Regions from separate parts of the Mus musculus genome. Here regions 2 and 3 are each linked to region 1. Evidence: chromatin loops called from intact Hi-C (ENCODE). Cell type or tissue: left cerebral cortex. All regions are shown on one strand.

The links. A loop is a pair of places that touch in the nucleus more often than their neighbours do. Peaks named below come from ENCODE experiments on the same cell type or tissue, not always from the same donor. Only the 100,000 strongest peaks of a DNase experiment are listed, where the experiment ranks them.
Region 2: a loop joins it to region 1, with 3.0 times the contacts of the local background. A loop is called at or near these places in 2 of 42 quality-filtered maps.
Region 3: a loop joins it to region 1, with 7 times the contacts of the local background. A loop is called at or near these places in 2 of 42 quality-filtered maps.

What each region holds. Positions count from the first base shown.
Region 1 is chr2:25,977,374-25,985,373 of GRCm38, forward strand. It overlaps Camsap1 (calmodulin regulated spectrin-associated protein 1), which reads right to left and starts at 5,909. Exons shown (of 18, transcript NM_001372499.1): 1 at 5,409-5,909. The coding sequence starts at 5,565. In left cerebral cortex, no CTCF peak of the experiment used is centred here; DNase peaks (open chromatin) are centred at 4,943 and 6,054; H3K4me3 peaks cover 3,976 bases; H3K27ac peaks cover 1,948 bases.
Region 2 is chr2:25,703,657-25,711,656 of GRCm38, forward strand. It overlaps Bmyc (brain expressed myelocytomatosis oncogene), which reads left to right and starts at 3,223. Exons shown (of 1, transcript NM_023326.2): 1 at 3,223-4,065. The coding sequence starts at 3,270. The coding sequence ends at 3,782. In left cerebral cortex, CTCF peaks have their summits at 3,060 and 4,627 (motif pointing left); DNase peaks (open chromatin) are centred at 2,664, 3,102, 4,645 and 6,246; H3K4me3 peaks cover 2,484 bases; H3K27ac peaks cover 2,004 bases.
Region 3 is chr2:25,860,995-25,868,994 of GRCm38, forward strand. It overlaps a transcript of Kcnt1 not described here. Among named protein-coding and RNA genes, the nearest start is that of Kcnt1, 13 kb to the right of the region's middle. In left cerebral cortex, CTCF peaks have their summits at 3,437 (motif pointing right) and 4,726; DNase peaks (open chromatin) are centred at 1,384, 2,055, 2,488, 2,953 and 5 more places; H3K4me3 peaks cover 1,540 bases; H3K27ac peaks cover 3,635 bases.

The DNA.
Region 1 (8,000 bases):
CAACATAGATGGCACTATGTGCCTTTTCCCTTTATATTTCCTATTCTGAAAAAGAAATAATAATTATGCACACAAAAGCAACTGGATGAAAGTAATCTTGCCTCCATCATGGTCATCCTCAGACAATATGAAAATGGATAGCAAGCAAAGCTATTAAACAACTCTGAGCCAGGTGTGGTGGCACACACCTTTAATCCCAGCACTTGAGAGGCAGAGGCAAGGCAGATTTCTAAATTTGAGGCCAGCCTGGTCTACAAAGTGAGCTCCAGGACAGCCAGGGCTATACAGAGAAACCCTGTCTCATAAAAACCAAAAAAAAAAAAAAAAAAAAAAATGTATACCCAAAGTTAACAATCTAAACCACAGTAGCAACTAGCCCTTCTGAGGGCCAAAGGATTAGCTCACAGATTAAAGACAGATTTTCGTTCTCTGATTAGTATTAACTCCTGGCATCAGGCCAGGAAGGAGGACATATATAAACACAGCTCTAAAAACATGACTTCTCCTACACCGACAAGCACCTGAGCATTTTGCAGGTGGGCATGTGAGGGGAATCCCAACCTTGCAGAGACCAGAACCCGAAGACAGGAGGTTCTCTAAACAACCTGTAGAGGAGTCATGGCACAATCAGCAGGCCCTACAGCATCAGGCTTCTCCAGTTCGCCAAACACTTGAGGCTGCTGGACCCTCCCGCCCAAAAACACCCAACTCACTTGCCAAGAATAGCAAAAGGCTATTTAAAAACAGCCCAGAGCTCGAGAAATTACTCAGCACTTAAGAGCACTGGCCGTTCTTCAGGGGACTGAGGTTCAATTCCTACCATCTACAAAGAGCTAACAACCATACATGCATAACTCCAATTCCAAGGGATCTGACGGCCTCTTCTAGCCTCCAAGGGCACTGGGTATACATATGGTGCACAAGTACATGCAACGTACCCAGACACTTAAAATAAAATATATAAAACCAGCCGGGCATGGTGGTGAGTGCCTCTAATATCAGCACTCCTGAAACAGAGGCAGGTGGATCTTCATAAGTTCGAGGCCAGCCTGGTCTATAGTGAGTTCCAGGACAGGGCTAAAGAGAGAAACCCTGCTTCAAAAAATCTAAACTAGATAGATAGAGCCACAATCTAAACTCATGAACCAGTAGTCTGAACAAATTATAACCTAGAACAACTTGATAACACACTTTTGAACTGGGCCCAGGCAGTAGACTGTTCCCAGGGAAACCTGACCCAGTCCAGGAAAGGCAAGGCTCAGTGAGCAGCTCTAGCCAGCTCCAAAGCTACTGAAAGGGATTCCCAGTAGTGAAGAACTTTTGACCAAATATCACTAAACCAAACAATACCATGACTCTGGCAATATGTTAACTCCTGGAGTTAGGAAAGGGCTCTGCTCCTAACACTGGCTAGGCAAACCAGCTTAAAAGCACTTTGTTGCCAGCAGTGGCTCTAGTTCAATTTCCTAGGAACAGGGTTGCATAGGCCACAGATCCTCATGTGACTCCTTACTCTATAATGTGCTCATTCTGGTGATCGTGGGAGAACAGGAGAGGTAGAAGAGAGGATGAAGAGCAGCATTCTTGGTTAGTAGACCTAACCCCTACAGCCAGGCCACCAGCGCCCGGTCTGTTGCTGGTAAGGGGAGAAAGATGAGCCTCTTGACTGGACCTAGGATTCAGGACAGCTCAGCTCTGGGGCAAAAGGACAAATCAGTTTCTGCTGAGCCTCAAAGCAATCTCCTTGCAAACAATTTAGAGCCTTCTCATCCGGTCCCTGTGTGTGCCACTGTCCTTGAGAGATAAAAACTGGTATTCCCCCACTTTCCCCTGAAACCAAAGCCTAGATAGATACCTCTGAGCTTGCTCAGAGCACAAACAGAATGCAAATCGACCCAAAACCAAAGCCAGGACTGTTGCAGCCCTGGGCTAGCACACTACCCTGGAAAATAAATGCTCCTTTAAGCAGCACTTTGACGTTCTCTATCAATTTTATGCAGGTCTCACACAAATGCTACCATACACTCTTGGAGCTAAGCAGACTTTGCTCCTCTTTGCAGACACATTTAAGTGAACAATTTTCAGCACGCCTAATAAGTTACTCCTAAAAAACAACAAAAAGACTGTTAATGTCACGAAAGAGTTGCCAGAAAGAGAGAAGGAACCTAAAAATAGAAGCACAAGACAGCCCCAAATCTTGGTTGTGGCATGAGTGCAGAATAAATCTTGAGAAAATGTTTCTTCATAACCATAAACCCAAAGCCTGCTAGGGTGAGCTCCACAGCTTGCCACTCACTACAGATAGCAGCCTGGCACAGGGACACAGACTTCCGGGGCAAGTGACAATGGAGTCTCCAGTGGCTAGCCCCACAATTCCACCACACTTTCAACTCCTATACAGAAGAAAAGCTGGTTTCACTTCGTGACTTAACCAAACAGTGCATAACACATAAAACATGCAAGACCCTTTCCCTATGGCCACCCAGACAAACTAAGTTGTCAGTGAAGCATCCAGATGCAAAGAAAGCAGCATGACCAGGACCAGCATCAGAATTTTACTGGGGTAGACGGGGTGTCCCTGTGTACCTTGCCAAAATGTGTACCTTGCCAAAACTCCCTCTTCACCCATGTTCCTGGAAGACCCAACTCCAGGCTGGCAGAAGTAAATTCACACCAGACTACGAACAGCACAAGCACCCCTCCAGCTTAGACAGCTTGCTCATATGAATTAGGGCCTCCCAAATTCTGAAGCTGAGTATAGAAACCTCATTTACCCCAGCAAATGGAAAGAAACTAGACCTCCTAACACTCACGTCATATGCATGCTGCTAGCAGAGGCATGCCCTCAGGTCATGGGGTCACCTAGGCTCAGACCCACGCTGGGCCTCAGTCTTGCTCTTCCAGTCTTCAAATGAGCACTCTTAATAATTCTAAAACCTTAAAGCCCATTTTCTCCATTATTTGATGAGGCAACCAGATCTCACAAGTAATCTGGTACTAGAATAAAACTAAACCAGTCAGGTGCCAACACTGAGAGAGAAAAACTTATCTCTAGATACCTTACCCCCAAGCTGAATGCTAAGGCTACACAAAACTCAACACGCTCACCCTGTTAAGGAAACAGAATCTAAGTAAACTATCTCCACATGCCAGCCTTAAAAAAAGAAGGCAGCTCAGCAAGAGTACTTGCCTAGCAAAATCCTGAGTTCCACCCCCAGCACGAGGGTTAAAACAATACATATACACAGGAGGTCCACCCCCAGCACACAGGTTAAAACATACATATACACAGGCGTGAAAACTTGTAGAAAGAAGAGGAACTATGCCCAAGAATGCACCATGACAAGTGGTGGGCTAGCCTTGGCGAAATACTACCAATGGAGAAAATGCTGGGAGTTAAGATGAACCTAAGAACAACTAGAGGGTTGGAGAGATGGCCCAGTGGTTAAGAGCAGTGGCTGCTCTTCCAGAGGACCCAGGTTAAATTCCAAGCACCCATGTGGCAGCTTGCAAGTGTCTGTAACTCCTTATCCAGGGGATCTGACATCTGTCACACAGAAATACATGTAGTCAAAAAAAAAAAAAAAAACAATGCACATAAAATAAAAAATTGTGAAATATAAAAAATGAGCACACGCCTTTAATTCCAGCACTCAGGAGACAGAGGCAAATGGATCTCTGGGAGTTCAAAGTCAGACTGGTCTACATAGGAAACTCCATAGCAGATACTGTCTCATTAAAAAAAAGAAAGAAAAAAAAAAAAAAACCTGAATGCTAATAGCTTAGAGTAATGCCAAGCAAACAATAAGAAACATAAGGTGGGAGATGGGCAAAGTGTGGAGCTAGCAAAGAGAATGGCCAGTGGCCAGACACTCATTCGCTGCTCTAGGTAGGTAGCAGACACCTTTTCTCAATTGCACTTTTTTTGGGGGAGAAAGGGGGGTTCAAGACAGGGTTTCTCTGTGTTGCCTCCCGGGTGTTGGTATTAAAAGCTTGGGCAGCTACCACCCAACTTCTTCAATTGCACTTTTTTAAGTAAGGTAAAGCCCTGCACTGAATAGAAACAGTGACCAAGAATTATAACACTGAAAACTATAAAAGAATTTCTTCCTCACTGCTAGTTTTATACCACAGAAGTAAATTTAAAATAAAGCAGTTTATTTAATCCCAAGACTCACAAAACAGTTTGTTCTTATGACTAGTTGGAGGCCACTGTCACCGAGCACACCTGCTTAGCAAGTTTTCCAAAGTGGTCACCTAACCCTTTCCTGAAAGGGTTATCTCAGTAACCCAAGTCTTCAGGTAATGTTTTTGCCAGCACAAGGGTAATTTATGCTTCATTTATCATAGTTTTATGCCTAAAACAAGACACCTGCCCTGATACTAGAGCCTCCCAACCAACTCATTACCAGCACTATTTGGTCTGCAATGTTCCCAGAGCACCAAATCAGAGAATCCTAATCCTACTAAGCATATTAGGCTTCATAAACAAGGTTACCTTGCTCTTTACAACAGGAATTAACCAAAGGAGATGATGGTTTCTATACAATCTGTATTACACATAATGTATCTTTGGAGTATCCAATAACTTCTGTTCTGTTAAGTACCAAATTTCATAATATATAAACCAGATTGGCTGGAACTCTAGTTTGAGACTAAGTCTCAAACTATCCAGCCTTCTAGTCACCCTGATGCAGTAAGGAACAGCTAAGCAGTGGTTATTTAGGTAAGAGTCTTTCTTGGACTTAGAGGACCAGTCCAATTGCCAGAGAATAACACTGCACATGATAGGCACCCTCCACCCACCGAGACTCAGAGAGCATGGATGACACGCGAACACAGTCCCATGCCTGGACCGACCCTGGGCTACCTCAGCGCTCGCTCACCTGGGCCGCCGCCAGAACAGCAAGACTTGAACTGACACCACGCGAAGGCGCGCCTTGGCCCTGTCACCGGCCTCATTCTCAATCTTGGCTCTGTCTCCATTCCTTGTCCCTAGACCTTACAACCTCCTCCCGTGCGTCTCATCCCCCCAAGACCCGTCAGATCCCCTCTGGTCCCAACCTGCCCCGTCTGTCCAACGTCCGAAACTCTCTGCTCTCATCCCCCAGCATGTCAGTCCCTTTTCTGACCCCTCTGGTCTCATACCTGGTCGTTTCCGTCGGTCTCCCTCTGGTCCCATTCTGCGGCCGTCGCGTTCCCCTCTGGTCCCATCCCCCGTCGTAGTCCGACCCCAGTTCTGGTCCCATACCCCGGCTCCTATACCCGTCCGACACCTCCCGGTCGCATCCGAAACCAGTGCGTTCCCCGTCGGCTCCCCTCTAGTACCATCCTGGAACCGGATTCATTCCCCGTCCGTCTCCCTGTAATCCCATCCCCCGACCCCGGACCCCGCCGCGCCCGCCCACCTAGGCCATAGGCCTTCGCACAGATCCACTGCAGGTTGGCGGCGATCTTGGCCCGCGCCGCGTCGTAGCGGTCCAGCGGCACCAGGTCGGCGCCCTCCGGGGGCGCCTCCATCCTCCTCCAGCCTTCGGCGGCACAGCGACCGCCCGCGTCCACCATCTGCAGACAAAGGCCGCGGCAGCCCGGCCGCAACAAAGACGCCGCCGCCCTCCCGCGCCGCCCGCCCGGGCGCACGGCCCTTACTTCACGGCCGCCGCCGCCACCCAGGCTGCTGCATGCTGCGGGCGCCGAGCCGAGGCCGAGAAGGCGCCGAGCGGGCCGGGCAGGCGGCGGCGGGCAAGCGCCGGCCGAGGAAGGCGCGGGGCAGGCGCGGGGCAAGCGCGGTGCGAGCACGGGCCGGGGGCGGTGGCGGAGGCGCGTGCGCGGCCCAGGAGAAGCGGCAGCTGAGGCGGCGGCCAACGGGTGGGAGCTAACGCGCCGCCGCCGCGTCACGCAGGCGCACTTACCGCCCCCCGCAGCCCCACCTTTCTCCGCAAGCGCAGTAGGCACCGCCCGTAACACCGCCCGCTCGCCCCGCCCTCCTCCTGAAGGCTCCGTACCTGTCCCCTTCTTCAGATGCTCTGGGTACACCCTCAGCCCCGCCCCCAGCCCTGGTCCTGCAGAGTAGGCACGCCCCTCTAACCTAGCCCAGTCCGTGTCCTTAGTAGCTATGGACACACCCTCGGCCCCGCCTCTACTTCGTCCTCAAGGCTGCATACACGCTAGTCCATCCGGCCCCTCCCCGCCCACCCCCCGGCACAGTGGACACGCCCCTGTCCGGATCCCGCGCAGGCGCAGTATTCTCTTCTGAGGGCTAGCCTGTTTCCTAGCAACTTGAGAGACTAATCTCTGGCCTTGATTGAGCCTCAGTCCTGTGTGCAGAGACGTTCGCCTCTACCTCTGGCAAGGCCAGCTCTCTGAGAACTGAGCGCCCTTAGAGTCTGCACCGGTGCTGCATCTGTGGACTGAGATGCCAAGACGTCTCCGCCCGGACTGGCAGAAAGTGGGCGTCGCAGAGTGTGTGCGGCTCGAGAACTGCGCCTGAGATTAGCCCAGAGAAACAATCCCCGCAGCTCTCGGGAGTCCGGAGCAACCGCGAGCTCCGCCTCCTCCTCCTCCTCGGTGGGCACTATCAGATCTCTCAACCAGTTTTGGCATCTAAGGGAAATGGATGCCAGCCTAGGACCATCGTCGCGTGTGACCTGCATTTTAGTGCTTGAAAGGAGCAATAGTATATTTTTGAAAACTGGGTGCGGAAGGAGAAAGATGTCACTGAAGAGCGGACTGTGTGCGCACCAGCCCCTGGGAAGGCTCAGGAACCCTCCGGCCCGGGCGTGGGTGACCTTACTAACCATCATCTGCAAACTTCAAGGTGTTTAACTTCTGTCATTGCCAGAGCCGCCCTATGTATGAAGAAGGCAGTGTGTAGAGTGGATGTTGTACAGGTAGCTGTCCCTCAAGTCCAAGTGCATGTATGATGTAGTCAGAAAGAGCCGCGGATGAGCCTGGGCATGGTATCCCATGATTGTAATCCCTGCAGTGGGGAGACTGGAGGCAGGAGGATCTAGATGAAATTCAAGGCCGGCTTCAGCTACTGGAGATGAGACCCTGTCTCAAAAAACAAAACAAACAAAAAATGGATAGTGGCCTCATGTGGCAAGTATCTTGAACCCAGCACTTGGGAGGCAGAGGCAAGTGCATCTCAGTGACTTCAGAGCCACCCTGTTTCTAATCGAGTTCCAGGTCAGCCAAAACCACATAGTGAGACCCTGTTTAAAATAAAATGAAATAAAAATTGGTTAGGGCTGGGTACCCATGGAGAGACCGAAGAGAATGACATTTGGGCAGAAAGGAGTAAAAAGTGAGCCTAGTGTCTGTCCGAGGAGCAGTAGACTGGGCTGCTATGGTAGGCTGATCTAAACCCCGGTGTGTAAAACCAGCAAGGCTCAGACTTGGGGCCAAAGGTGGTGGGACAGCAGAACTTGGCCGGACTGGGATGGGGCCGGGGGGGGGGGGGTGGAATGCCAGGTAGGTAACAGGACAAACCTGAGAATATAGGAGAGAGAAGAAAGGGGGCCAGGGATGGTGGTCTGATGTTCTGGCTTTGTATTCTGCAGCTCTGAGGAATCCATTTGCTAGTTGAATGGTTTCAGACATGTTATCTGTGGGTAAAGAGCATTCTTACCTCCTTCCTGCCTTGTCTAGAGCCCCAGTGCCCTGTGGAATAGCAGGGGAAAGCAGACCCCTTGTCTTGTGATCTGGTGGAAGCATCCAGTTTGCACTGACTGTGATGCTGTTCGGTTTGATGGGTGTCTCTTATCAAGCTCAGAAAATCCATCCATTGTACATCTGTGTGGTGCTTTGTTTTGTATCTGGTGGTCATGTAGAGGCTTTTAGTCTGTCTGTCGTTTATAACATTGTCTGGTGTTCAGATACTGTTCCTCCCCTGTAGTCTGGAAGAAATTCCACTTGGCATGGAGCATAGTCCTTTTTATACATACATACATACTACCTAGCTTTGTTTACTGTGTCTTGAGTGTTCATGGCACGTTGTA
Region 2 (8,000 bases), 270 kb before region 1:
CTCAGTGACAGGGGTAGCACAAGAGTGGCTAGTTTCTTCAACATCTCCCCCTCCACAATCCCCTGGGAAAGACAGAAGCAGCTACAGAATCCACCAGCCCTGTTCCCCATTCTAGCCCTCTCCCAGTTTGTCCAAGGATCAGGGTTTGGGCTTTCTCTGTCCAACAGGGACATGATGGGCCACAGTAAGGGAGCAGATGCCCCCTACCCCATATAATCAGTGACAGCTTCAAAGTGCAAAGCCCAGTGGAGGCTGGCTGTCCAGCTTGTCACCTTTTGTGAAGGGTTGTAGAGACTCAGGCTGGTGTCCTTCAGCTCGGTGAGCCTCCGCTCTAACTCCCACGTGACTCATCGTTCTTTCTGAATTCCTTTCCTATCTGGACCCAGTTCTTGCTGGGAGCTATTGGATGTTTTTAAGGTGGGGCCTGAGGTGTCCAGGACACTTGGAGGCAGGACCGGGCCAAGCCGGATCCTACATACCAGGTTCTCTTTTTGCTTCAGACAGGGACTACGCATGGCCTTTAACTGTGGGCCCCAGAACTGCCCCAAGTTCAAATACTTGATATTGTTCTCTGTTGCGATCAGAACATGAGGAAGACTTCTAAGTCCAGCCTCAATATGCAGAGTTGACACCACAGCACATGACAGTCCTCCACCCCGTTTCCTGCTCTCCGGGTCGGTACTGAGGATTCAGGCATGCTACCCTGGATTTGGCATGATAGCCCAGGAGCTAGGACTGTGCTCAGGAGGCATGAGCAGAATTCCAGCAGGACAGGAAGTGAAGAGGCGTCTTGCCTTTCTGCCAGCTACCCTGCAGGGGAGCCGTCTCTGAAACTCCTTGGGCTTAATTTCTGCTGGAAGGAGAGCTTCAGGAAAAGAGACCACTTCTTCCTTCTTGAACTCTGAACCCAGTCACTTCAAAGGCCTCACTGACCAACCAAGCATCTTCTGGCTTACTGAGGATTGTTTGCCCCTTCTGACCTTTTGCAGTTGGTCTGCTCACATGTTAGGGGCTGGGCAGAGAGCAAGATAGAGCCTAGGGCACTTAAAAATGTTGCTATTACACTACTTGTGTTTATGCAGTCTTGCACAAGCCTCGGCCTAGGTGTGGAGGTCCTGGCAGGGCTTTATAGAGGCAATTCTCTTTCCAATTTTACAAGGTCCTGGGGGTCGAGTCAAATGACCAGGCTGTGCATGGCCCGTGTTTGTACTCAGTCATGGACCAACACTGCTGGTACCCAGTCAGGTAAAGAATAAAACATTTCCAGTGTTCACAAGACAGTTGCTACTTAGTTTTAGCTGTATGTACTGTTTTGGTGGCTCCCAACTTACATCTCAAGATAGACATTAAAGGCTCCAGCCAAAATTTTTAAAAAATAACTCCTTGTTAAAATTAAAATCCTAGCACTTGGGAGGCACTCTGTTCACTGAGTTTTAGGCCAGCCTGCCCTGTACATCTGGGACAGTCACAGCTACAAAGTGGAACTGTCTTGGAAACACAAACAAACAAACAAACAAGCAAACAAATTAAAACTCTTTGGGGTAGAGAGATGCTCAATGGTAAAAGCGCTGGCTGCTCTTGCAGGGGTGCCAGGTTTTACTCCTAGCATCTACGTGGCCAGTCCTGGCATTGTCTGTAACTCCAGCCCCAGCTCATGTTCACACAGGCAAAAAAACAATGTGTATAAAATAAGACTAAATGAATCATTAAAAATATTTAAAAAATTAAAACTCCGAAGAGTTAAAAGTAAACACAAAATATTAAGTTACTATTTTTTAAAGTTGGTCTTCTTGAACATGTGGGTGCTGGAAACCAAACCGAGGTCCTCTGGAAGAGTAGCCAGGGCTCTCTACCAGCGAGCTATCCTTCAGCCCCACTCACTTAGAAGTTTAATACAGACCTCAAATATCTATAACAACATATTGTCCAGAAACCAGAAATGTTCTTGAAATCATTATTTTTCCTTTCTAAAAATTTGATATAAAATAAGGAAAGAAAAGAGAAAATAGGTTAGATCTTTTAATTTTTTTTAAAGAATTCTGTGTTATGGATTTTCTTGTTTGTTTGAGCCAAGTTCTCACTATGTAGACCAGGATATCCTGGAACTTACTATGTAGCCCAGCCATGGTAATCCTCCTGCCTCAGCCTTCCAATGTATGAGCTGCCTTGACTGCTTGGCATTATGTAATATTTAATCATAAAGTGTTTTAGAAGTTTAATTCATGCCTAAATTTAATGTGTAGCTCACACATATTTGTATCTACATTTTAGAAAATTTGCAGGAGCCATTCATAGATGCAAGCATCATATACTCATTACAGGTGTGTGGGATGATGCTGGAGATGGTCTCTGTAGTTAAGATCTCTCGCAGAGATCCAGAGGTCCTGGGCCTTAGTTCGCAGCACTCACACAGAGGCTCACACTGTCCTGACACAGTTCCAGGGGATCAGTCTTCCTCTTTGGGTCTCCATGGGGACTGGGCATGTAGGTGATGATGCACTTACATATATGCAGGCAAATCATTCATACACTTAAAATGATATAAATAAATAAAAAAAATAGTGTAGCTTTAAGAAAACCCTTGAAGACCCGAAGCAAGTATGCCACCACAGAGATCCTTGAACGCGGGTTTATTACGGACATTTCCACAATAGCTGTTCCGGAACCAAGGTGTCCATCGTCAGAGGAACGGACAATAAAGATGTGGTTCGTATGTGGAAGTGGAACATTTTCAGTCATAAATGAGAGCAAAGAGTGTCATTTGCAAGAAATGGATGGAATTGGAGAGTATCATATTAAATGAATTAAGTCAGTCTCAGAGAGACAAGATCTTTGCTTTTTTCATCCATGGGTTCTCGATTTCATAGGTACATGAAATCACACGTGTTACAAATGACATGAAAGTAGAAGAGTCACTGGGCGAACGAAGAGGACTGAGAGGTGGAGAGGTAGACACTAGCAGGAAATGAGTGAGAGTATGCGGAGAATAGGTTATCTGCGTCCACGAAAATGTATCCTGTGCACGTAGGATGCAGCGCCTATAGCCCCTCTCCGTAAGGTGGCGCGATACTTTGAGCGTGGCGTCTGGCGACGAGCTGACGCCTCCTCCCTCCGCTGCAGCCGGAGACCGAGCCTGGTGAAGGGACTGTCGGGATTGTCGGAAGTGAGGGTCTGGGAAGGGGAGTGGTTCGGGGCTGCTGCGCAGCGCGCCAGGTTTCCGCAGCAGCCCTGCACCCCTCCGGGTCGCCTCCAAACGCAACGCCGCGACCATGCCCCTCCACGTGAGCCTCGCTAACGGCAACCGCGACCTGGACTATGACTCGGTGCAGCCATACTTCATGTGCGACGATGAGGAGGAGGACGTGCACCACCAGCAGCCGCCGCAGCCGCCAGCGCCCAGCGAGGACATCTGGAAGAAATTCGAGCTGCTGCCCACGCCGCGCCCGTCCCCGGGCCACGCCGGGCTCTACTCGCCTCCCTGCGAAGCGGTCGCCGTGTCTTTCGCCCCCAGGGACCACGACGGTGATAGCTTCTCCATCGCAGACCTGCCCGAGCTGCCAGGAGGAGACGCGGTGAAGCAGAGCTTCGTCTGCGACCCGGATGACGAGACCTTCGTGAAGAACATCATCCTGCAGGACTGTATGTGGAATGGCTTCTCGGCCTCCGCCAAGCTGGTCTCCAAGCTGGACCCCTACCAGGCTGTGCGCAAAGAAGGCACCGGCGTGAGCCTGGCCGCCGACGTGGAGCCTGCTACGCCTCCAGACTGCACCTGCAACACCTGAGCGCACAGCACGGGGGGCTTTGGACTGTAAGCTTCAGCCATGTTAACTGCCTCAAATCCTGGGCGTAAGAGAACCCTCCCCTCCCTCTTTTCTTTTTTAAGCTTGCCACCCTTCCTCACTCCCCTTAACAGATTTGTATTTGTTTAAAAAAGGAATCTTAAAGTATATCAATTTTCCAACATCAGCTGGACCCTTAAGTGTAAATAACATCAATAAAAACGTCTTATCAGTTATACAAGATTTTAGGATATGAAATATAAAAAGGTATATTTTCCTTTCAAAAGCTGATTCTTTTTTATTGTTTAAAGAAAATCAAAGTAATTCGGAAATATGTTGAGCCCATGCTTAAAAAAAAAACAGCTTTATGAAACATAGCAAAATAAGGAACCGAGGAGCTACAGACAATACTACTGCTAAAAGTAGACTAAAAGTAAGAAAGGGGAACTTTATGTGACCAAAAAGGAAAAGAAAAAAGAAAGAGGAAAAGACAAAAGATGAGATAGATGCATAAACAAAGTTAGATAGACTGAGGGGTTTTAAACAATTGATATAATTTTAAAAATAAAATAAAGGTACTACTGAAGCATAGCAAAAAGGTGAATCAGGAGAGGCAGGAAAAAACAAACAAACAAACAAAAAAAACCTCCAGAGTACCGGTGCCTCGCCTCTCTGGCTCCTCTGTCTTTAGACACTGCTGGGTGTATGCGGGGAGGTGGTGTGGTGGTCACCTGAAGTGGAGACTGTCTCTTACAATTTAGGCTGTTGCTGATCCTACAAGAACCAAGTCAACAGCAGAGCTGTGATCATTAGGTACTTTGCTTGAGCAAGTACCAGGGCCCACTGCTGGCCACACTTGACTTTGCAGTCTGAGTCTGGGCAGCCCTCTTACCCCTCCCCCTCCTGAGCTTCTTCAGTTTCTTCACCCAGGAGAAGCTGAAGTTCTAGCTGAGATGAGGGTAGTGTCTTCCAGGTGTGTAGGGAGCAGGGCAAGCAGTCATGGTGCAGAGACGGGTGTGTGGACCTGTCTTCCTACTTTCTAGGCCTGCTAAAGTGGGGTCTGTGACTGGGATTCAGGACAGACCACTGCAGCTCCAGAGAACTCAGACCCCACAGGGGGACACTCAAAGCTCAGTAATGACACATTTGCCAGCCCAGGCTGTGTGCTGCCAAACTGCAGAGTCCTCTCAGTTGATAAGGTCAGCTGCAAGCAACAAGGATGGGGTCCATTCCCCCATGCCCTCCGCTGCAGAGCCCAGCTTCCTGCCAGTGGGAGTCTGTGGGCTCTCAATACCAGTCCCCTATTCTCTACAGCTGCCTCCCAGGCTCTCACCCTGGAGCCCTGTGGCAGGTCTCTGAATTGCCATGGTTCCCTGTTCTTGGCCTCTGAGCTAGATCAGGTTTAAACAAGAGGTTCCTTCTCAGCAGAGATCCTGGCCACAGCCCTCAGAGCTGGGATACTGTTCTCCACATCTGGAGCACCTGGCTAGGAAAGTGACTGCTCCTAACAAGAACAACAGCTGGATTTGTGGTTTGACTTGACTTGAGGATAGACCAACCAGGCTCTGTGCACAAGGCCACCTTGCTGACCTTTGCCTGAGGTTCTGACTCCTCCCTCTAGAATAGCCACCATACTGGAGCTTGGCTTGACTATGGAAAAGGACTAGGATTGGCTCAAGACACCCCAAGAGCAAGTTCTCAGCACAAAGGGGATTGATTTGCCCCAGAGGAACAAGGCAGGGAGTAAGAGACAAAGCCAAGAGCTAGAGGATGAGAGAGAAGCAGGGAAAAGAACAAGGGAGAGGAGGAGGGATGCTTGTCCCGGGGCTGCAGGAGATGGGGACCCATGGGAGATGATGGCAAAGGGCTGCTTCTTGATAGAGAAGGGACAGATGTGGCACAAAGGCAAATGGTGATTTGTAAAGGTAAAATGGGAAACTCAATGTTAGGATAAGGTAAATGATTTTATTTAGGTATGTTAACCAGGGTGCCCAAAGTGGGCTTTGATAGCTGGATTTCAATACTTTGATCGCTGGATCTTAGTAGTCAGCCTAAGGAGGCCAAATAAGTGGTCACGTAAGGGAATGGGTCTTAGTGGCCAGCTTTAGGAATGTAATATAATGGCTTTTAGCAGGGCAGAGGGAATGGGGGAGAGGGCAAGGCCGGCCACAGTCACACTCACCATGCATGGGCTGGCTAGAGTCCCTTCAGCTTGCTTCCTTCTGTTGAATGGCATCTGTTTCTACACATTCCCAGCTGTCCTGTCACTGTCTTCCTGAGTGTCTAACAGGTCCTCTCTTTCTCTGTGAGAGCAGCTCTCTAAATAGATTTTTTCTTATCCTGACTCTTCTTCACCAGGGCCCATGCAGTCACCTTGTTAGCCTTCCTTTAACTGCAAGTTCTGGATTAGGTTTTGACCATGCCAAAGAATTGTAGTCGTTGTTACTCAGCCATTTGTGAAAGTTTTCCATGTTGCCCATCAGTAATTAGGTCGCCTGTTTTGTTCTTGTGCCCTGTGAGCCTCTGGCTGAGGGCCTTCAGCTGGGCACTCTGGGAGTGCCTGCTCAGAGTTTAACTTGGCTCTGAGAACAAAATCACACAGATTGTGTGGCTCACAATCAGAAATTGATTTCACAGTTTCTGAGCCAGAGGAGCCCAAGGACAAGGAGCTGGCAGTTTGATGTTTGCTGAGGTCCCACTTCCTGGCTCTCAGATGAACCACTGGATCTTTACATGGTAGAAGGGAAGAACCCTAGTCCCCTCTGCTCCCTTCAAACTATCAATTACACTATGAGACCTGCACCTCTGAAAGACCCCAACCCCCCCATCCCCCCCCCCCCCCCCCCCCCCCGCTGAATCCCATCTCCTTGAACTGAGGTCTCAACACACAGCATGTAGGTAGACACAAACATCTGGGCCTTTGTGAGGCTCTCTGAAAGTCAAATCCTGTCTGAGCTGTGACAACTAAGACTCTTCCACTGTCCTTCAGATCTTGGTGTCCAGTGGTATTATCCAACCATCTTTGAACTTGCTGCTCACAAACTGTTTCCTTTGATGGGAAAGGCTGGGAGAGGGGGAAGGAGAGGAAGAGGATGTGAGGAAGGGGGTGGGGAGCATGGAGGGGGTTTGAGGAGAGGGAGAAGAGGTGCCAGAGAAGAGGATTTTTTTCCCACAGGAGAGAGATGACCTCTGTGTTGCTACAGGTTCTCCCTGGAGCCAGAAAAGCTGGAGTTATGAATGGCTTCACAGAATTAGACAGAATGATCACAGGACACAAGCCCCCGGAGCTCAAAGTCACCTAAGCAGTTGTGGGTGGAAGAGCTGAGATTCCATTCAGGTGTGCTGGCCACACCCTCACTGTAACTACAGGGCTTTGGGGAGCTTTGATCATCCTCACACCATATTCCCCACACAGAGATCCCAGGATGCAGGATGATAGAGCAAGCTCCAGCAGAGTTGCATGGGGTGGCCTCACTCTACCTGACATACAGAACAGCCAGGAAGCCTCAGGGAACTCTCGGCAGCTCAGTGAAGTGGGACTCGGTCTCTCTTGCTATCAGAAAGGTCAGACTTCTCCAATGGAGGGACCCAGAGTTCAGGGAGTGGAAGCAAAGCCAGACAGGTCTGGAATGCAGAGCCTCTCTCAGGGCTGGGGCTTTCTTCCTCAGGGCAATTTCCATTCCTCCTGAGCTCAAGGGCTGAGCTGTAAAGGGCTATAAGGACATGTGAGAGTTTCCTCTGAGACTGGCACATGCCATCCTGCAGGAAAACTCTTTAAACAGAAAAGTAAACAACTCAAAACACCTCAATACCTCCAATAGGTTCAGGAAGTCCCTGAAACCTACCAGATTCTCACAGCCCCTCTCTGCCAGAGTAAGCAACAAAAGCTTAGAGTTCTTCTCAGAGAAGACTGTTATGCCCTGAGTCCAGGGGAAACCTAGGCAAGCCCAAGAATTTTGAAGTCCTCTACAACTTGCAAAAGAATCTTTTATTCTTTCAAGTCCAGACTCAGATCACATGCCCCGCAGTCATAGGGTAGATGCTGGCATACTATGCTGAGTTCAGAAAGTATTGGGTTTATATACAGTATAGTATAGTTAGGAATTCCCTGAATGCTCACAGTAGAGGGCGAGTGGAGGGCTGTAACCATTTGGTGGGATGGAAGTGAAGCTGGGGGTGGGGATGGGAGGGGTAATGGGTGCCTATGTGTGGTTATCAGGA
Region 3 (8,000 bases), 120 kb before region 1:
CTATCCCTTGAAGGCTCTGCCTTGACTTGGGGTAGAGATGGGGGACGTGGGCTATGAGTCTCATAAGTTGAACTCTGTGGTGGTTTGAATATGCTTGGCCCCGGGAGTGGCACTATTAGAAGATGTGGCCTTTTGGAGGAAGTATGTCTCTGTGGGGGTGGGCTTTGAGAGACCTTTCTCCTAGCTGTCCGGAAGCTAGTCTTCTTTTTGCCTTCAGATGAAGATGCAGAACTCTCAGCTCCTCCTGTGCCATGCCTGTCCAGATGCTGCCATGCTTCTGCCTTGATGATAATGGACTGAACCTCTGAACTGTAAGCCAGCCCCCATTAAATGTTGTCCTTTATAAGAGTTGCCTTGGTCATGGTGTCTCTTTACAGCAATAGAAATTCTAAGACAAACTCTATACCTTACCTTAAGGGCAGGCTGAGGGCCTAGGATATGAGCAACTAATTTGAGCCACAAGACATTGAATTCTTATAGAAACAGGCAGTTCACTGACGTAGCCACCTCAAAGGAGACAGATGATAGAGATTAACTCTGGGTCCTATCTGTCTCCTAGGCTCTCCCGGGGTCACCCAGGGAAAGAATGAGAAACGGAATAAGAAGTGGACCCCTGAATCCTGGAAGGTGGGCTAGAGCCATGTTCTCTCTCCAGTTGTCCCACCTTTACAGAATCCTCTAGTTGCCCTGCCATGCTTGCCCCAAAGTTCTTCCCAACATGGCTGAGTCCTCCCCACTATCTCCCAAAGCCTGGGACATGCAGTGAACAGAAATATTGACATATTTCAACCACAGCCCTCCTACCATGGGCACTCTCCCAAGAGGCTCTAGGGGCCCTGGTCTGCTTAATAGTCAATTCGAGTTTGTAGGGTGTGGAGGGGCTAGGCACCACTAAGGAACATGAAGGGGGAGCTGGTGGCAGGAGGTCCAGGGGATGCCCACTCACAGCGCCTGCTCACTCTTGTGCACTCTTGTGCAGCAGCACTCTAAGGTTGCAAGAACAGCCTGCCTGTCACTGCTCCCAAACCACAGCTGGGTGGGGGCAGGACCAGGTCTGACTTCAGGTGCATCTCCTTTCCCTGAGGCCCCCTGAAGTAAGCAGAGACTCTCCCCTGACCCCTGACCCCTGACCCCTTGGATCTTGAGGCCAAGAGGGAAAAATTCAGAAGTGCCCAAAAGGTCAGGGCAGCAGAGAGTGCAGCTCCTAGGCACCTGGTGCTGCCTTCCTGGGAGGCTTGCCAAAAGAAATAAAGCCCTGAGCCCTGGCCATGTGCTTCCCCACCTGCCAGCACCTCCCCAGGCCCAGCCAGCTTGTGACTAAGAAATAACAATCAACTCCGCCGATGCTATTAGGAAAATGTTATTTTTCAAGTGCTGCCAGATCCCAGAGGTTGGAGCTGTGATCTGAGAAACATGTGAGTGTTGCCACTGGCAGCCATGGCCTGAGACAGCCACTGAGCATCCCCAGCCTCCAGAGGAAGGGAGTGCCTACACTTGTCAGTGTGCTGGTAGTCTGAGGGTGGGAGGACCAGGGTGGACAATACACCCACTCTTCCCAACTTGAGAATGAGAGTCCAAACTCTGCCTGAGGTAAATGTCCCCTTCATCTTCTACCCCTGTGGCCTACTTTGAACAAACATAGAGCAAACCCCTTCCCCTCAGGCCTTATTTGGAGAAGCTTAAGCAGGTCCAGTGGACTGGTGCTGCGTACTTAAGTGTGAACACTGGCTGCCTTCTTGGGCTCTTTGCTCTTGGCTGAGCCACACTGGGGCACTGCTAAGTCAGGTAGGAGGGAACTGGGCATTCTACCGACTGAATTCTACTGTGGGGTGCTGGAAGGCTAGATTGACAACAGGCTGGGCTGAGGGCCAGGAGCTCTGCCATGCCAGGGTACAAGAAGCATAGGACCCTGGTTAGGTCAGGAGCCCAGTGGACCACAGTCCCCCACTTGTGCCAATGCCCACAGTCCTGTCAGTTCGTGGGTGCAGTTGAGTCTAAGCCTGTTCTCACTTGGTGTGTTTAAGCTGCTTACTGAGTCCTATGCTGTAGGCAGAAGTTTCTACAGATAGCTGCGGTTTGGAGGCTGAAGATAAATGTCCCCAGCTTACTGCCTCAGGAGGCTGGGAACTGGAGCCTGGGGCCCTCTGCCAGCCAGTCTCCAGCTGCTGTGTCTGTTTAGTACAGCTGAATATGGATATGGAGGAAGAGAAAGACCAGAAAAGGCAAAGGGTGGACATACTGCTGGCCGCTGGGGACAAGACCTTCCTGGTGTACATAAGGCTGCCCCAGCATGCTCCACATGTCCCAGTTCATATCAGTGACTCCCACGATTGGGGTAGGAGTCCTTGGAAGTCCAGAGTCGTGAATCTCATCTTTTCTGATTTGTTGGCCCTAGAGGGCCTCCTCTTAAACTGCCTCTTGCCAGTCAGCAGTGAGAGGCTGAGAGGAGGCCTTGGGGGGTGGAGATGCTGGCTCCAGAACCTGAAGAAAAGCTGAGCAACTGGCCTTGGAGCCGACTGTGGGGGCGGGGAGGCTTGCCTGGCTTGAGTCCAGGGAAGAGGAGGGCTCCTATGCCAGCCAACTCAAGGAAGACCAGGGACCTTCAAGTAAACAATGTTCTGGAGTTAGCCATGACCACTCCCATCCGCCCCCCACCCCCGACACACACACACACACACACACACACACACACACACACACACACACACATCTCCTGGGAAAAGAAAAACCTTAAGCCCGCCCGGAGGACCCGGGAGGCGCCCCGCCCCCGCCGAGCTCCGCCCTCAGCCCCTCCCCCTGCAGGTGCTTGTCCCGCCCCCGCGGGGGGTCGCGGAGGCCGGGAAGGGCTCGCAGGGGTCTGCGCGCGACCGGCGAGGGCGCGGGCGGTGAGGGGGCGCTGCCTTGTGCCTGCAGGCGACCCTGCTCAGGGAAAGTCGGCCGCGGGGACGTGCTCCTGGACACCGCCGCCTCACAATGAACGACCTGGACACGGAGGTGCTGCCCTTGCCGCCAAGGTACCGATTCCGTGACCTGCTTTTAGGAGACCAGCCATTCCCGAACGACGATAGGTAAGTGGCGGAGCTGTCCGCGGTGCTGAGTCCCGCACGAGCGCACGCGCACCCTTCACGCCCCCCACCCCCACCCCAACCCCCGCTCTGTCCCAGCAGCCGCCACAACGTTCTTCAACTTTCTCGGTTTCCCTGGATAGAAAGTTTTGGGTGGGCTGGGATCCGGCGCCTCTTCCTGCGGGGACCTGGAGCAGGACGCGGGGGTGCTAGCAGGCTCTGATGCACGGGGGTTGAGGGTGGAGTAGGGGGCTAGCTCTGTCTCCCCGTGCACGTACGTCCGTTCTCATCCCCAACCCCAGCGCTCCACTGATTTGAGGATCAGTCAGATCTGCACGCACGATGGTCGCAGAGCCCCGCAGCCAGCCAAGTAGTCACCAGGGGTCAGTGTCCTTCAGACTCCAGTTTCAGCATGGTCATATTTTCAGAGTGAAGGCGGTATGGCGGTATGACGTTCCCTCACCGCAAATTCTCCTCTGTGCTTTAAGCAGGGGTCAACCGAATGATACTATGGAAATAGCTCCTAAGTGAAGGGGCTTGGCAGGAAGCTGGAAAGAAATGTCTCTTTCTGCCTTTTCCCCAAATAACTCTCTTGGTAAACACTAGTGTTCTTGCTGCCAGCCTCAGGGGAGGTGCTTTCCTTTCAGCAAGGGAAGATGGTGAAGGACACTGGCAGACTTGGAAAGGCTGGCTTATGATCAGAAACTTCTACTTCTGTTCATCACCTTCCCAGGGCTATGTCTCCCCCAACCTTGGACTTGGATGCACTTTCCCCCAAACAACGTAGTTCCTTGAGTTAGGACAGAAAGTACATGAGCCTGCAAATTGTCAGGACACACACTGAGCACTTGAAACAACCAACTGGGAAATCACTACTGAGAACGAATCATGTTTGTGAATAGGTCAGTGTGTTCAGAGCTGGAGTGCATGCAGAGTGAGCTTGATCATTGCTTTGCCTACTGGACCAATGATATTCTAACAGACGTCCCTGGGTGTTCAGAACCATTCATCCTACAGAGCAGGGCAGAGACGTGTGTGCACGGGTGTGTGTTCCAAGTCTTCACTGGTTAGAACCAGGGAGGTTGGATCCTGTGCAGGCATGTCTGTTCTCATGTCTTTTGCTATGTAGCCCAGACTTGCTTTGATTCAGCATCCTCCTGCCTCAGCTCCTTGAGTGCTGGGATTTGCAGCCGTGTGTCGCTGCATCTGGTTTTAGAGATGCATTTTGATGTCATGTTTTCTTGTCTTTTGAACCAAGTGCTACAGTAACACACATACCTGCCTGAGGAAGACCCTGGCTTTGGTCTAGTTAGCAGTGTCTGCTCAGACAGAGAGAAAGATAGGTTGTCTTGGCTCTGCCATCTGCAGGTGGGGACTTCACATGGCAGGGCTTGGGCTTCTGTGAGTCCCATTTCCTGTGCCTGACATCTTAAGTCAGCACCCCCTCCCTCCTGGTGCCTGCTCCACTGGGATTCGGTGAGTTCCGGGAATTAGCAGCTGCGGAGAGTTCTCCCATCCCAGTGCTTGGTAAGAAACGGCATCTGTCTTCCCAAAGTGCCTGGGGCCTGACTGGACAGATGCCAGTGACTAGCTGATGTAGCTGAAAGACTGCCTCCCTTCCTTTCCAGGCATGGATAGTGAAGATTCCTGTTGTCAGCCATAGGGTGGCAGCCACAGTCTGCCTGGTAACAGCTGTCTTCTGCCCTGGGGTGAGAAACTGCTGTTAGGGCAGTGGCACTTTGTGCAATGTTTTTAATTGTGATACATAATGAAACATGAATTTTAAAACAGTAAGATTAAACAAAGCCAGGGTTGGCACAACCCTCGACTCTCAGAAGACAGAACACAACCATCCTGAATATTTCTCTCCCTTCCCTTCCCTTCCCTTCCCTTCCCTTCCCTTCCCTTCCCTTCCCTTCCCTTCCCTTCCAAGTCACTCCCTTATCTCTAAAGCTATCTTAGTATCAGCCTAGTGGGTGAGTCTAGCCTCTCATGACTTTCAGGCTTTGGTCCCTCTGAGCCCCTAGGTTCTCATCACAGGCAGGTAATACAGAAAACTGTGGGCTGAGGTCTGCTCCAGAGCATCTGAGCCCTGTGTGTACACAGACCCAGCACAGACTTCAAGCTGAATACGGAGAGGGCAGAGGAGGTCCCTCCTGCTGCCTGGAACCTGCCCGATGGTCCTGCTGTCACTCCCACCAAAGCTTTGTCCATTCCCTCCCCCTCCTCCATACCTGTCTCCTCTTCCTTCTGCATCATCACTGGTTCTCAAAGTGGACGATGGCACTGGGAACCCTTCTTCACTACTATGATGTTGGCCTAAGCAACTGTGCCATGTGTCTAGGAGGGCTTAGTCAGGGACAGAGGGAGGGGAGGCTCTATCTGCCCTGCTTTCTCCCAGGAGTTCTCTGGAGTAGCCAGCTGGGTCCCAGGCTGCAGGCAATGGGCTTCTGCACCAGGGAGATGTAGCATAGATGTACCCTCACAGCCTGGGGTAGTGGTCTCAGCGGGGGGCTGGGGGGGGGCTGGGCTAACTGTGTCCCAGCACAGGACAGGCTCAGGTTAGATGTTTAGCACCTCCCTCTTTGCCCACTGGTCTTGCCCCACAACTAGCTCTGCTGGGCAAAAGTGGGGGGATATACACCCCGACTCTTGGAAGACTGTAAGCAGGCAGGAAGGGCCGTGTGGGTTTCCTGTTCTCCATAGGAATAAAGCTACTTACTGCTGGTGAGTCACTGCAGCTTCCGAGGCCTTGACAGGGAGGTGCTCAGCCACCCACATGTGCAAATGAGGCTGCACCGCCAGCCTGGGCACTCTTAAGGACACTGAGCACTGCACACAGCCCATGAGGGGCAGAGTTGAGATCTCACCCACACTGGGGCCCATGTTACTGCGGATAAACTCCCACCATCTGTGCTAAGTTCTGAGACCTTCAAGGGGTGGGGAACAGTCAGAGAGAGCTCAGTGGCTCCTGTTGCATTCAAGGTTCTAGACCAAGGCCTTGCCCCTTATGATACCTTACTGTCCCAGCTACGGGAGTCCTGGGCATCTTAAAGAGGTTGGGTATACTCTCCACCCAGAACTACCCCCTCCAAGTTCCCTGATCTGGGGGTGGGAGTATAGACTCACATTCTCCCTGTAAATGTATGAAGACCCCTGAGAGGATGTTATGAGAGGCCTCAGGCTGTGGTGTTGAAGGAGTGTCTGAATCTCAGAGTCTTGTCCTGGTCTGTAAGAGAGACTAAGGCTTCAGTACCACCACTGGCCCTTTGTCTGCAGGATGAACAGGGCACTGCCAGGCTGCTCAGAAGAGCCAGCCATGGGAAGACAGGACCTAGTAGGTCACCACTGGCTGGGCTCTAGGCAGGTGAAAGCAGGTTTGTCCCTGGATTAGTCTGCTCAGTTCAAACCTGAAGGGAAGTCTTCAGGGGTCCAAGGTGCTGCTGCAGACGGCAGGCCAGTGCAGGCCCCATCTGTGCTGTCCCTGGCTCTCAGACAGTGGAGCTCAGCTCACTTCTCTGAGGCAAAAGCATTGAGTACGTTCTGATAGAATCATAAAAAATGGGAAGCAGAAAGTGCCCTGTGGCCAGGGCAGTGGGGTGCCCCCCATTAAGGACAGCCATGGGGAGTAGAGAGCCTGTGGAACCTCCTATCCCTTCCTGTCAGGAACTGAAAGTGCACCAAGTTACCCTTTGGGGACTAAGCTGAACCCTTCTCATGAGATGCAGGCCCTCTACCCAAGTCTCCAACACCGAGATTAAGGAAAGGTGCCTCGAGGGACAGCCCTGCACTCAGAACTACTCACTGAGATTGTTAATGACCATAGAGCTGGGCTGGGCAGTGCTGCTGATGGGGAGGGGCTGAGCTGGGAGTGGAGAACTCCGCTGGATAGCTGGATGCCCACTAAGTGCCCTCCTCATCACTCTTGAACGAGCTTGCCCTCGGGACCAGAGCCTGGCTCCACATCCTAACCACTCCCACAGCTTCCGATGCCCCGTCCTTACCTCTACCCTTGTAGTCTGCCTCTTCTGCTGCATATAACCATTTGGATCCAGAACCCTCACCTCTGCCTCTGCTGGGCAGCCCTGCTTGCACCACACCCCGCCCCACCCCGCCCCACTCTCTGTACATCCCTTCCAGGACAAGTAGCCTCCTATTTGCACCTTGAGCCAGCAGTAGGTGACCAGAGGGCACTGGGACCAGAGTTTGTGCATGAAGCCCTCGAGGGTAGCTCTAAGGTGGGAAGTATTAGGGACACATCTAGTTCTCCTTTGGAGGTTCCTTGGGCCTTGACCAGGAGCCCTTATGGATCCCAAGTTAACACACACAAGCATCCAGTAATGCTTGTTCAGAAATGGAAAAGGAGCTTTGACGATGGAGGGTGTGGCCTGGCTTGAGCCAGGGTGGTAGTGGGTGGGATATGTAGGTCATGCCTGGTCAAGAGTCCAAGGTGACAAAAGGGGTTCAAGAAGGAAGCAGGGTACTACTGGTGATGAGGGATGAGGCAATCAAGGAAAGGCCAGAGCACAGGATCAGAGATGGAGCTAGGAACCCCAGAAAGCACAGTAGCATCTCCAGCACACTCAAGACTGGAGCTACCCAGCTGACTGGGGCTTCATACCTGCCAAGAGCAGACTTCAAGTGAACTGATGGGGCAGGAGATGGGAACTGCCATGGCAGAGGACAGAGCAGGAGATGATGATAGGCCTGTGAGGCCCTGGAGCAAGCTGAGCACTCCTGCCCACTGACTGGCACTGGGTTCTGTCCTGTGTTTTCTGCCCAAGGCTTCTGAACCCAGGAAAACATCAGACGGTGCTGCCTCCCACAGGGACTTCATTTCAAACACCATCTAGGTGCTTCCCTGGCTCTGCAGAGGCTCGACTGATGAACGGGACAGGCTGTGGACTGCTGCCTGACTTAACCTGCACCCTTCTC